Regions from separate parts of the Homo sapiens genome. Here region 1 is linked to region 2. Evidence: chromatin contacts called from ENCODE POLR2A ChIA-PET data. All regions are on one chromosome and are shown on one strand. The core of a region is the stretch at or near the end of the contact, and the rest is flanking DNA. Distances in the headings are between cores, read along the strand shown. Region 1 overlaps DUSP16 (dual specificity phosphatase 16). Region 2 has its middle 61 kb from the start of BCL2L14.

Region 1 (4,877 bases), core at 2,237-4,736, 530 kb after region 2:
CCTGAGAGCCAAGAGACTGTTAATAGTCTAAATCCAAGGCAATGTGCCTGGCACAAGATATACCCTTATTATATGTCATGGGCACTGAAAGTACCCATGAAAATGGCTATCTAGACTACATGATTGAATTATTGCACCAGAATAATATCTGAAAATATCTCAATGTCTTATTCTGTCCCAGCTTCACATAAGCTAATGTAAAGCAAAATGAGCACTATGTACAGGCTCAAGTTTTACTAATTAGGTCATTGTTTATAAACCAGAATAATTAGACATAATAAAAGGCTGAAATAGGCCGGGCACAGTGGCTCATGCATGTAATCCCAGCACTTTGGGAGGCCGAGGCTGATGGATCACCTGAAGTTAGGAGTTCAAGACCAGCCTGGCCAACATGGTGAGACCCTGTCTCTACTAAAAATACAAAAATTAGCCGGACATGGTGGCACATGCCTGTAATCTTAGCTACTCAGGAAGCTGAGGCAAGAGAATTACTTAAACCTGGGAGGCAGAGGTCGCAGTGAGCCAAGATCGCTGCCATTGCAATCCAGCCTGGGCAACAAGAACGAAACTCCATCTCAAAAAAAAAACGCCGATGCGGTGGCTCACACCTGTAATCCCAACACTTTGGGAGGCCGAGGTGGGCGGATCGCCTGAGGTCGGGAGTTCGAGACCAGCCTGACAAACATGGAGAAACCCCCATCTCTACTAAAAACACAAAAATTAGCCAGGCATGGTGGCGCATTCCTGTAAGCCCAGCTACTCGGGAGGCTGAGGCAGGAGAATTGCTTGAACCCAGGAAGTGGAGGTTGCGGTGGGCCAAGATCACGCCACTGCACTCTATCTAGCCTGGGCAACAAGAGCAAAACTCCATCTCAAAAAAACAGGCTGAAATAAAAGGCTGAAAAATAGGTAGACTCTGAAGGTTGACATTTCTTCAAGGATGACTTTCTTCAATATATTTTTCTGTAATTTCTAAGTTTCCTATTTTATAGATAACTTTCATAACAGAAAACTATATATATTTTTAATAAGACGTAACTCATGTCATGTCATGAAAAAAAGATGTGGAAGTCAAAGTGAAACCTAAATGAATTTTAATACACTATCATGACATTCATCCAACAGTGACTATAGTGTGAGCAAATTTTTAAAAAGTTTTTAAATGTAATTACATAGCCCTATGACAGCAATGCTACAAGGTAAAAGACATTCATATGTATTCTACACAAAGCAATATAACTATATATGATTCAGTACCAGGCAATGTTCCTTTGCCAAATGTAACCTTCAGTATCAAAGAACACATATTCAAAATTAAAATTATAAGCAAAATCATTACAAATACAGTAAGCTTGCTATTGATGAAACTTAATATAAACCAGACCATAGAACTGTCTATTAAGAAACTCAATGGCTAAATGCCAAAATATCTAATTTCACCATCTCATCTAAAACATAGTCCACGGCATAGACCCTAAAAATATGCTCACAAAGCTCCACAGTCTAATTCTCTACTGGACAGATTATGAAATACATTCAAAAGAAACCTATCACCATTTGCTATCAACATATTTAAGTGTCACATAAGCATCACTAAGTATCAGAGACTGAAAGCCCCTCTAAGTAGAACACGATAATAAATGTTCAGTTTTTTCTCTTGCAAATAGTGTTCATTCTTCTAATTCTGGGGTGTGGATCTTAGCTAATCTATAAAACTCCAGGAAAAAAATTAAATGAGTTAGTAGAATATATATATATATGTTCATTTATCGAGCACCAACTAGATTCAATTTCCTATAGCACAATTTCCCACTTTTGCCTGATCACAAGAATCACTTAGAAACTTGATAAAAATGCCCAACCAGGCCCACCTCTGGAGATTGATTCGTGGGTCTAGAGTGGAACCTGTGAATTTGCATATTTAACAAATGTCCCAGGAGGTTCAGAGAATCAGGCAGGTTTGAAAACATGCATCCCCGTGCGCCACCACGCCTGGCTAAAGACATCTATCCTAAAGACATCTTTGGTCTTTCTCTCAATGTTCACATTTAATCAGTTGTCAAGACCTACTGATTTTCAGTCTCTCTTACCTGGAGGACATAGAGGCATAAAAGCTGGATTTGAGTTGAAAATAATGGTAAGAGGAGAAATGGGAAGTCAGTCATGTCACGTCATTAAAGAAAGTCAGAGACTACTGAAATTTCATAGCCAAAGAAGGACTTCCACTTAGTCTAGTGCATGTCTTCTGGCAAGTTAATAATGTCCCTTTTACAAAATGTTACATATTTATTCAAAGTCACACTATTCATCAGTGGTAAAAGACAGAAAATAGCTTCTAGGGAGTGTGCTTTCCACAACCCTAGAGAGCTTACCAAACATTCTGCAAATTTTAATAGGCTCCTGAAAAACACAGAACGCAAAATATTTCAAAAGATGAGAAATAATGCACCCTTTTAAACACTTAATGGGTGTGGCTGTGGAGAGTTGCCCTCACCAAAATGCCAGCCTGCCATGAAGTTACAGATGAAATGCCAGGCATGAAATAGAGAACCAAATGGTGAGGCAACAGCCTCGGCAGGACTCTAGTGAAGGGGGAGGAACCCTCGAAGCAAATGCTTGTCAACTTCCTGGGTCACCATGAAAATACAGTAAGACAGTTAAAGTATGTAATAAAATATAAAGCATGTAATAAATGCTCAGGTAATCCTCCCACCTATTGTAAATTCTAACATTTGCTAAAAAGGGAACAACTCAGTACATGATTAAATGGAGGAGCATTTTGGCTAACAGAGTAGCTCTGAACCTTAGTTACACATTAAAATCATCTGGGAGCTCTTAAATATCCAGATGTACCTCAGAATGATAAATCAGAATCTCTGAGGAATGGGCCCAGGCATCAGTATTTTTCACACGAACAAGCAGAGGTGGATCCTTTACCTTCTCCTAAAAAACTGTCACAAGGGACAGGTCACTTGGAAGGCAGTTTAAGAGAGAGCAGAGGAGAAATCTGGTGACACATGTAACACTGTGATTAATCTATTGCTTACGATGTTTTATATGTTGAAAGTCTGGAATTCTGAATATTTTATTATGTAAGAGATCCAGTTCTCCAATGTCACAGCCTCTATAATTTGAATAATAATAAAGGAGCACAACAATTCACTTATGATACCCAACAGAAGACTGCAAGGATATGCTGGGGCACAGAGCCCAATTAGGGTTTAATAAGACAGGGTTTATGGGTGAAGCAATCTAGTTTCCAATCTTTCTTCTTAAAAATCTACAAATGTTTAGGTGTAGATGTGTCAAGGAAAGATTGTTAAAGCTTGGGAGAGATAGAGTTCAGTGTTCACCGGCTTATGAATGCACGTTAAATAAATATCTCCACCCAGGAATTTCCCATTACTAACGGCTAATCACCATCACAAGGGCATACAGCCCTTTAGAATTCCTCTCTAATCCAATCCTGTAAAACTTCACTTAGGATGATGATGGAAACCAAGATTCGGGCCTCCAGCCAATCTATATTACATTAAATAAAGGACGTCACCACCCTTCTCAAGGTTGGGCCAGCAGTTATTTAAAAAAAAAAAAAAAAAGGCTGGGCACAGTGGTTCACACCTGCAATCCCAGCACTTTGGGAGGCCGAGGCAGGTGGACCATTTGAGGTCAGGAGTTCAAGACCAGCCTGACCAACATGGTGAAACCCCGTCTCTACTAAAAAATACGAAAAAATTAGCCGGGCGTGGTAGCATAGTCCCAGCTACTCGGGAGGCTGGGGAGGCTGAAGCAGGAGAATCACTTGAACTTGGGATGTGGAGGTTGCAGTGAGCCAAGATCGCACCACTGCACCCTGGCCTGGGCGACAGACTGAGACTCTGTCTCATAAAAAGAAAAAAGAAAATGAGACCAGGAGTTTGAGACTAGCCTAGGCAACATACTGAGACCCCGACTCTACTTTAAAAAAAAAAAAAACTAAAAAAAAACATCAGCCAGGTGTGCTGACAGGGGCCCGTAGTCCCAGCTACTAGTGAGGCTAAGCCTGGGAGATGGAGGTTGCTGCAAGGCTACTGGGGAGCTTGAGCCCGGGAGATAGAGGTTGCAGTGAGCTATGATTGCCACTGCACTCCAGCCTGGGCCACAGAGTGAGACCCTGTCTTAAAATATATAAAAATATAAATTAAAAAAATTTTTAAAGATGGTATTTAACCAGAGTCAGGAGTTTTCGTAACATATTAACATCCAATACAAGGAACACTAGGTTAGAAAATGCTCATTCAGCTATTTCCCTTGTACAGTGGGTCTAACTTGTGCTTCCTTCACTTACACAACAGTTTTTGAACATCTATACTGTGCAAGGCTTTTTGCTCAAGGAATCTTTGGAGGATACAATTTTAAAGCAATTTCATAAGATATCTATAAGGCTCCGTGAGATCACATAGCAAGAGTGGGAGAGAAAAATTTCAAGTGGTGACATCTAGAAGTCAACAGGAGGAGGTGAGGAGGTGGTCAATCCCACCTATGTATTTATTCTGGACGCTCTCCTACCCCAACTCCTTAGGGTGCTACACAATCTCTTTGTATTCACAAATAACCCCTGGTCAAGAGGTTTGGAGGGAGCGGCGACACCACCAGCCAGCAAACTTCTACTAATTCTGGAGGCAACTTCCTGTCAGCTGGTCCCTAAAGGCTGGTTGCTTCCTGCCAGGAGGCCACTTAGCACAGATTCATCTTTCTTCAGGAGGCAGACAGTTGCTTTTTTTTCTTTTCTTTTCTTTTCTTTTTTTTTTTTTTTTTTTTTTTTGAGCCAGGAGTCTCACTCTGATTGCCCAGGCTGGAGTGCAGTGGTGCTGATCATGGCTCACTGCAGCCTCAAC
Region 2 (5,524 bases), core at 2,687-5,186:
TTGCACAGGTTCCGGGGACCCCAAGCTGCTGGCAGAGCCCCCCACCAAGTCCTGTCCAGCTTCTGGGGCTCTGTGAGCAGCATGAGCCAATCCTCCTCACACACATGCAGAGCCTCAGAGAAGGAGCATCATCCTCCATCCTGCTGCCCAGGACAAAAACCTGGAAATTCTCCTTGACTTTTCTCCCACTTTACTCCCCAAGTCTAATAGGCTCTAGGTCCTTATATCTCCCAAATCCACTCACCTCTTGCTATCCCCATAACCACTAACATAGTTCTGGAACCCACCACTGAAGCGTGTTCTAACTTCCTCCCGTCTGTCTTCCTTCCTGTCACTGAAAAACTGATGGCAGTCCTTCCTCTGCTTATACCTCTTCATCAGCTCCCTTCCACCATTAGAATAAGGCCCGAACTTCCTAACGTTGCTTCGATATCCGCATGAGCTGGCCTCTGGTCTCCTCTCCGGCTCTCACCAGGCTTCCCTGCCAGCTTTGTCCCGCCATACCAAACTACTTCCAGTCCCATACAAGTGCCTGTCTCCCTTTCACTCCTGGACTCAGAAAATTCATCTTGCTTTCTCTGGAAATCATCTTAACCTCACGCCCCTTACCCTTGGCCCCATCAGGCCAGATTCCCTGGGTTAATTCCTGTTCTTGAGACTTCGGCTGTGATGTTTCCTACTTCACAGCTCTTTCGGGGCTGGGTGAGCGGCCCTAACTTTGTGCTGCCGTAGCCACTTGCATTTGCCAAAACCAGAGCATATCATCCTCTGCATCATAGTGGGTTTTTTTTTTCCCACTTATCTGTCTCTCCATCTAGATCTGTGGTTCTCTACTCCCTGTAAAATAAATTAGAGTCATTGTTTTTTAAAAAAAATGCTAATGCCTATTAAACAAAAATCTCTTGAGGTGGATCTGGGCATCAGAGTTTTTTAAGTTTCCCCCAAATAATTCTAGTGGGCAGCCAGCGGTGGGCGCCACTGAGCCAGACGGTCTTTGTTGCCAGTGCACAGGGAACAATCCTCAGTGTCTGTTACACAAATGAGTCTCTGATCATTCCACTTTGGTCTGCAGGGCAAAAACTCTACAGAGAGGGCATGGAGAGGAAGAGATGGGTCTTGAAGAAGAAACTTGCACTAGGGAGGACCCACACCTCCCCCCTGACTCCAGCTCCCTCTGGTACAAAACCCCAAAGCTGAGCTGTGGGCCCAGCCCCACCCACATGCAACTCTGCGCTGTTGGAAAGGCTTGGAAGTCAAACAGCAATCTACTCCTCTTCATGGAGGCAAGGATAAATTTTCTTTTCAAAACACTTTAAATTTTATCACCTCTTCAGAACAAGTACATGAATGAATAAACTGAGGCTCCAAGAGACTGTGAGTGGCCCTCGCCTCAAATCTCTAGAGCAAGGCAGAGCAGAAATCAATACGTGACTCCCCAGGAGCAATTGGCCTCGTCCTGGGTGGCCTCTGCGCCCACCCTAACTCTCCTGCCTCCTAGAGCAGGCAGGGCTCGCCCCGAACCACCCTGCCTCCTAGTGCTGACAGAGGCACATCTGCAGGGTGAAGAATCTGCAGGCAGGATGCAGAGAGTGGGAGGAGGAGGACAATTTCGCACCTGAGTGATCCTTTTCATAAAAATGGGATCACGTTACTTCCTACTAAGAGAAGGGAAATGTTATCCGAGAATGTGGGGCTCTCATTCTCGGATATGAGAATGTCTCTGCCAACAATGCCTGGCCTGATCTTACCTACCCCACTTCACCAGGGGCACTCACAGCTAGAATCTGCTGAGAACCCTCAGGCTCTCAATGGGTGTGACTCATCTCTTCCTCTATTCCCTCTCTGTAGAGGTTTTGCCCTGCAGACCAAAGTAGAGCGATCAGAGACTCATTTGTGTAACAAACATTAAGGGTTGTTCCCTGGGCACTGGCAACAAAGGCCAACCCGGCTGGCTCTCTGAGCTCAAGAAATCACAGCATGGCTCAGCGGTGCTCATTGCTGGCTGCCCACTAGAACTATTTGAAGAAACATAAAACTCTGATGCCCAGACCCACCTCAAGGGTTTTGTTTTGTTTTGTTTGTTTTTTGAGACAGAGTCTTGCTCTGTCACCCAGGCTGGAGTGCAGTGGTGTCATCTCAGCTCACTACAACCTCTGCCTCCCAGGTTCAAGGACTCCTCCCACCTCAGCCTCCCAAATAGCTAGGATTACAGGCACACACCACCATGCCTGGCTAATTTTTTGTATTTTTAGTAGAGACAGGATTTCACCATGTTGGCCAGGCTAGTCTTGAACTCCTGACCTCAAGTGATCTGCCCGCCTTGGCCTTTCAGAGTGCTGGGATTACAGGTGTGAGCTACCGCACCCAGCCAAGAGATTGTTTAATCAGCAAAAGGCTGGGCAGGGCAGTGGGGCCTAGGGCGGCACTTGCTATCAGATGTCTGGAGGGCAGGGTTGGCTTTGGCCATAGATGGACCTCGGTTCAAATCCTGGCTGGCCATACCACTTACCAGCTCTAGACCTAGAGCAGGTTAACATCATGAATCTAAACTACTTACCACTTAACAAAGTGAGTGACTATCTATAACTGTTGCCGTTGTTACAAGAAATCCACTTAGTAACTGCACTGAAAGCCCCTCATCCCCAAAAGGCAAGAAATGGGGAACAACCGGGTGACTAAGGAAAACTGCAAGTGAAAGCAGCTGTAATTTCTCTCGCTGTGGTTTGCGGTGCTCAACACTCTTGCTTGGCTGGTTGTCTTGGAGGGTTAATGAGGTCTCTGCTGAGTGTCCTCAGCTTAGCAATGGGCAGTGGGGCTCTGTTCACAGTCTCATCCCGGCCACGTGGCCTCCCGGGTTCAGACACCCTAGGCTGATGCTGTGGTTCCATGTGCCTGAACACGAGCATCCGAACTCATTTCCGGCCTGCCTGTCCCCCCATGCAACGGCTCCTGAAAAAGGGGAACCAAATGCTGCCCATTTCACCCCCATCAATAGCTGACAACGCCTGGGTTCCTGCTCTCCTGACATTCCCACTCATTGTCGTCAGTGGAGCGAGCAGGCAGAGGGGAAGTGAGCTGCCTATCAGCCCCTGCAATCAGAAAAAGAGCCGGGTGCCTTTAAGACGAAGGTGGTGGGCAGCCATCCATCTTCCCTAAACACACACTCGCCTTGTTCTTCCATTTCTGGCTGAGTGATAAAAACGTTAAATGTCATTTCCTGTATCAGTGGTTAACCACTAGATGCTGGATCAGAGATTTACCAGAAGTGCTGAAGTTATGGAAAAAAAATAAATAAACCTGCTGTTTTCAATAACCCTTTCTTGCACCCTGTGGGAACTATGTAACCTCTGGGGAGGGGGCTGCGAGGGGGTCGCTGGATTTGACTTGGGCAACACACTTAGGACTAGATTTACCAAATGCTTTCTTATGCTTCATATAGGAAGTGAAGAGAGACAAAATGTAACCATCCTATACCTGTCCCCAAGTGCGCGTGTGTGTGTGTGTGTGTGTGTGTGTGTGTGTGTGTGTGTGTGTGTAGAAACGCTGGGAAAAGCAGGAGGAAAAATCATCCACGTGCCTTCTTTGCCCACCTCTCTCAGGATATCTTGCAGTCATTTTGGTTTTATTGACCCAGGGTTTTTGCAGAGGACAGTTGCCCTGACTATTCGATTCCCTCAGCTTCCTGCAACAATCAATGTCCTCCAGTGACAAGAAGGCTTCCTGGGGGAAAACATGCTCCCAGGAAACTCCTGAGAGGTGGAGAGCCCAGCTCAATCCTTTGTTGTGTCCTCTTCTTCTTTCAGTTGCTCCATTAAATTAATCAAGAGCTCAGAAAAGGGAAGGCCTGGCTTAGCCCCCAAGGAGAGGTGACTGGACCGACTGCAGCCTGCCCACAGCTGTACTCCAAGCCCAGCCATGCGCTTCTGACCTGAGGTCAACTCCCCACATACAGCTGCCCTGGGCTCCTCCCTGCGGCCTCCCAGGCACTCCCCTCAGTCTGGACATATAAGACTTAGGAGCTGCACTTTGTTCTAGCAATTCCATTTCCTTCCCAGTGCCAGTTGGGATGTGCTGTGCACACCAAGTGCCCCTAGCTCCTCACCTACCTCTGGGATCACTGACAGTCCTGCTTTACCTGGGACCGAAGGGATTCATGGGGCGGCCGGGGCGGGGGAGGGAGGACTTTTGTTTCTAAAACTGGGAAAGTCCCAGGCAAACCGAAATGAATTGGTCACCCCCGCAACAGATACAATGGTTTGCATAGGCACTTGCACGTTCTATGTCAGAACGGTGGCCAAGAAATAAAAAATAATAAATATGATTTAAAAACCAGAAAATAATTTTTAAAAAATTTAATAAACATAAGATAATTTTTTTAATAAAATTAAAAAAAAAAAGAAACTGGCCAAACTTGAGAACAGATCTAGCCAGGGTACTGAGAACTGCAGACGGCATTGCATGGTATAAGAGTTCCCTGGGGAGATAGGACGGAGCGCATCACAGATCTCCCACTGCACCTGGCGCATACCTAGAAGTCATCCTCTCTCAATTCAATAGTTACTAGAGGAGATCTGAAATCAAAGTCAGAATCAGAAGGGAAAAGAGCATGGGAAAACGTACATTCCACTAAATCTCTTGTAGGCCTCTGAAACTGAAACTTCTTTTTCCTTCCTCGCGCCCTTGAGTACCAACACCATCAGCCCCCCTGGTGCCCAGGACACAAAGATTCGAGAGATGCATTGCTCTTTACTCTGCCTCGCTCCCACTTCATTTTATTATTATACCTAGACCTGATTTCCTGCCACCTAGGATCTCTCCTCTCCACTTCCACTTCTATGACTATCCTTCCGCTGTCTCTGCCCTCAAAGACTGGCCTCCATCCTCTCCAACCTCAATTTCATCTGCTCCCTGGCATGTTAGATGCTCCCTACTTTTTCAAATTATATTCGAGAAGTGTTTATTGAATACCTAGATCAGAAGGATGCCAGAGAGGTCGCACCCGGATTTCATATGGCATTGGACATTTCTCATGGATGCCTTTTTGAATGACACCATCTGTAACATCTTACTGACTGAGAAAACCTCCTGGACACTGCCAGCAAAGCTGGGCATGGCCTCCCTTGCTTCCTGGTGCAAATTGCCACTTAGCCCTCATTACATTGCTATGACGACTACTTTCTGTTTCCATCTTGTCTACCAGCTGCGAACCCCAGTGTCTTATTTACCCTGTTTTCCCAGGTCAATCCCAGACCTTGACAGATAGTGGCCATTAAATACATGTAGAAAAGAAGATGGTCTGGAGATGAAAGGGGGAAATATTGGGTGGATGCTATTATACTTCAATGGGTCTGTAGCCATTTGAACATATACATTTCAAAGGCTATTGATTATGGTTGGATCAACCTGGAAGATGATCCCTATTAGAGAACCAAAGGTCTCAGCCCTGGGCCCTATCCTAATGTTTTTACAAACTTCCTGGATAAAGATTAAAAAGGTACCCAAAACAGATTTACAGATAAAACCA

Evidence for each region. ChIA-PET counts read pairs that join two places held with the same protein, here RNA polymerase II (POLR2A).
Region 1: POLR2A ChIA-PET joins it to region 2 with 21 read pairs in activated naive CD4-positive, alpha-beta T cell. The contact joins two enhancer-like sites. POLR2A ChIA-PET finds 5 or more read pairs at or near these places in 3 of 52 experiments (OCI-LY7, T-cell and activated naive CD4-positive, alpha-beta T cell).

Annotation. Positions count from the first base shown.
Region 1 is chr12:12,536,170-12,541,046 of GRCh38, forward strand. All of the region lies in intron 1 of DUSP16 (dual specificity phosphatase 16), which reads right to left. Among named protein-coding and RNA genes, the nearest start is that of DUSP16, 24 kb to the right of the region's middle. RefSeq lists a silencer at 4,812-4,861. Within about 2 kb of position 3,487, at least 4 of the 41 ENCODE cell types and tissues checked have a DNase peak (open chromatin) inside an H3K27ac peak, as active enhancers do; they include OCI-LY7, where a contact is called at or near this core.
Region 2 is chr12:12,007,588-12,013,111 of GRCh38, forward strand. No RefSeq gene overlaps it. Among named protein-coding and RNA genes, the nearest start is that of BCL2L14, 61 kb to the right of the region's middle. RefSeq lists enhancers at 885-1,765, 2,647-3,527, 2,681-2,730, 3,891-4,040, 4,601-4,650 and 3 more. Within about 2 kb of position 3,937, at least 18 of the 41 ENCODE cell types and tissues checked have a DNase peak (open chromatin) inside an H3K27ac peak, as active enhancers do; they include OCI-LY7, where a contact is called at or near this core.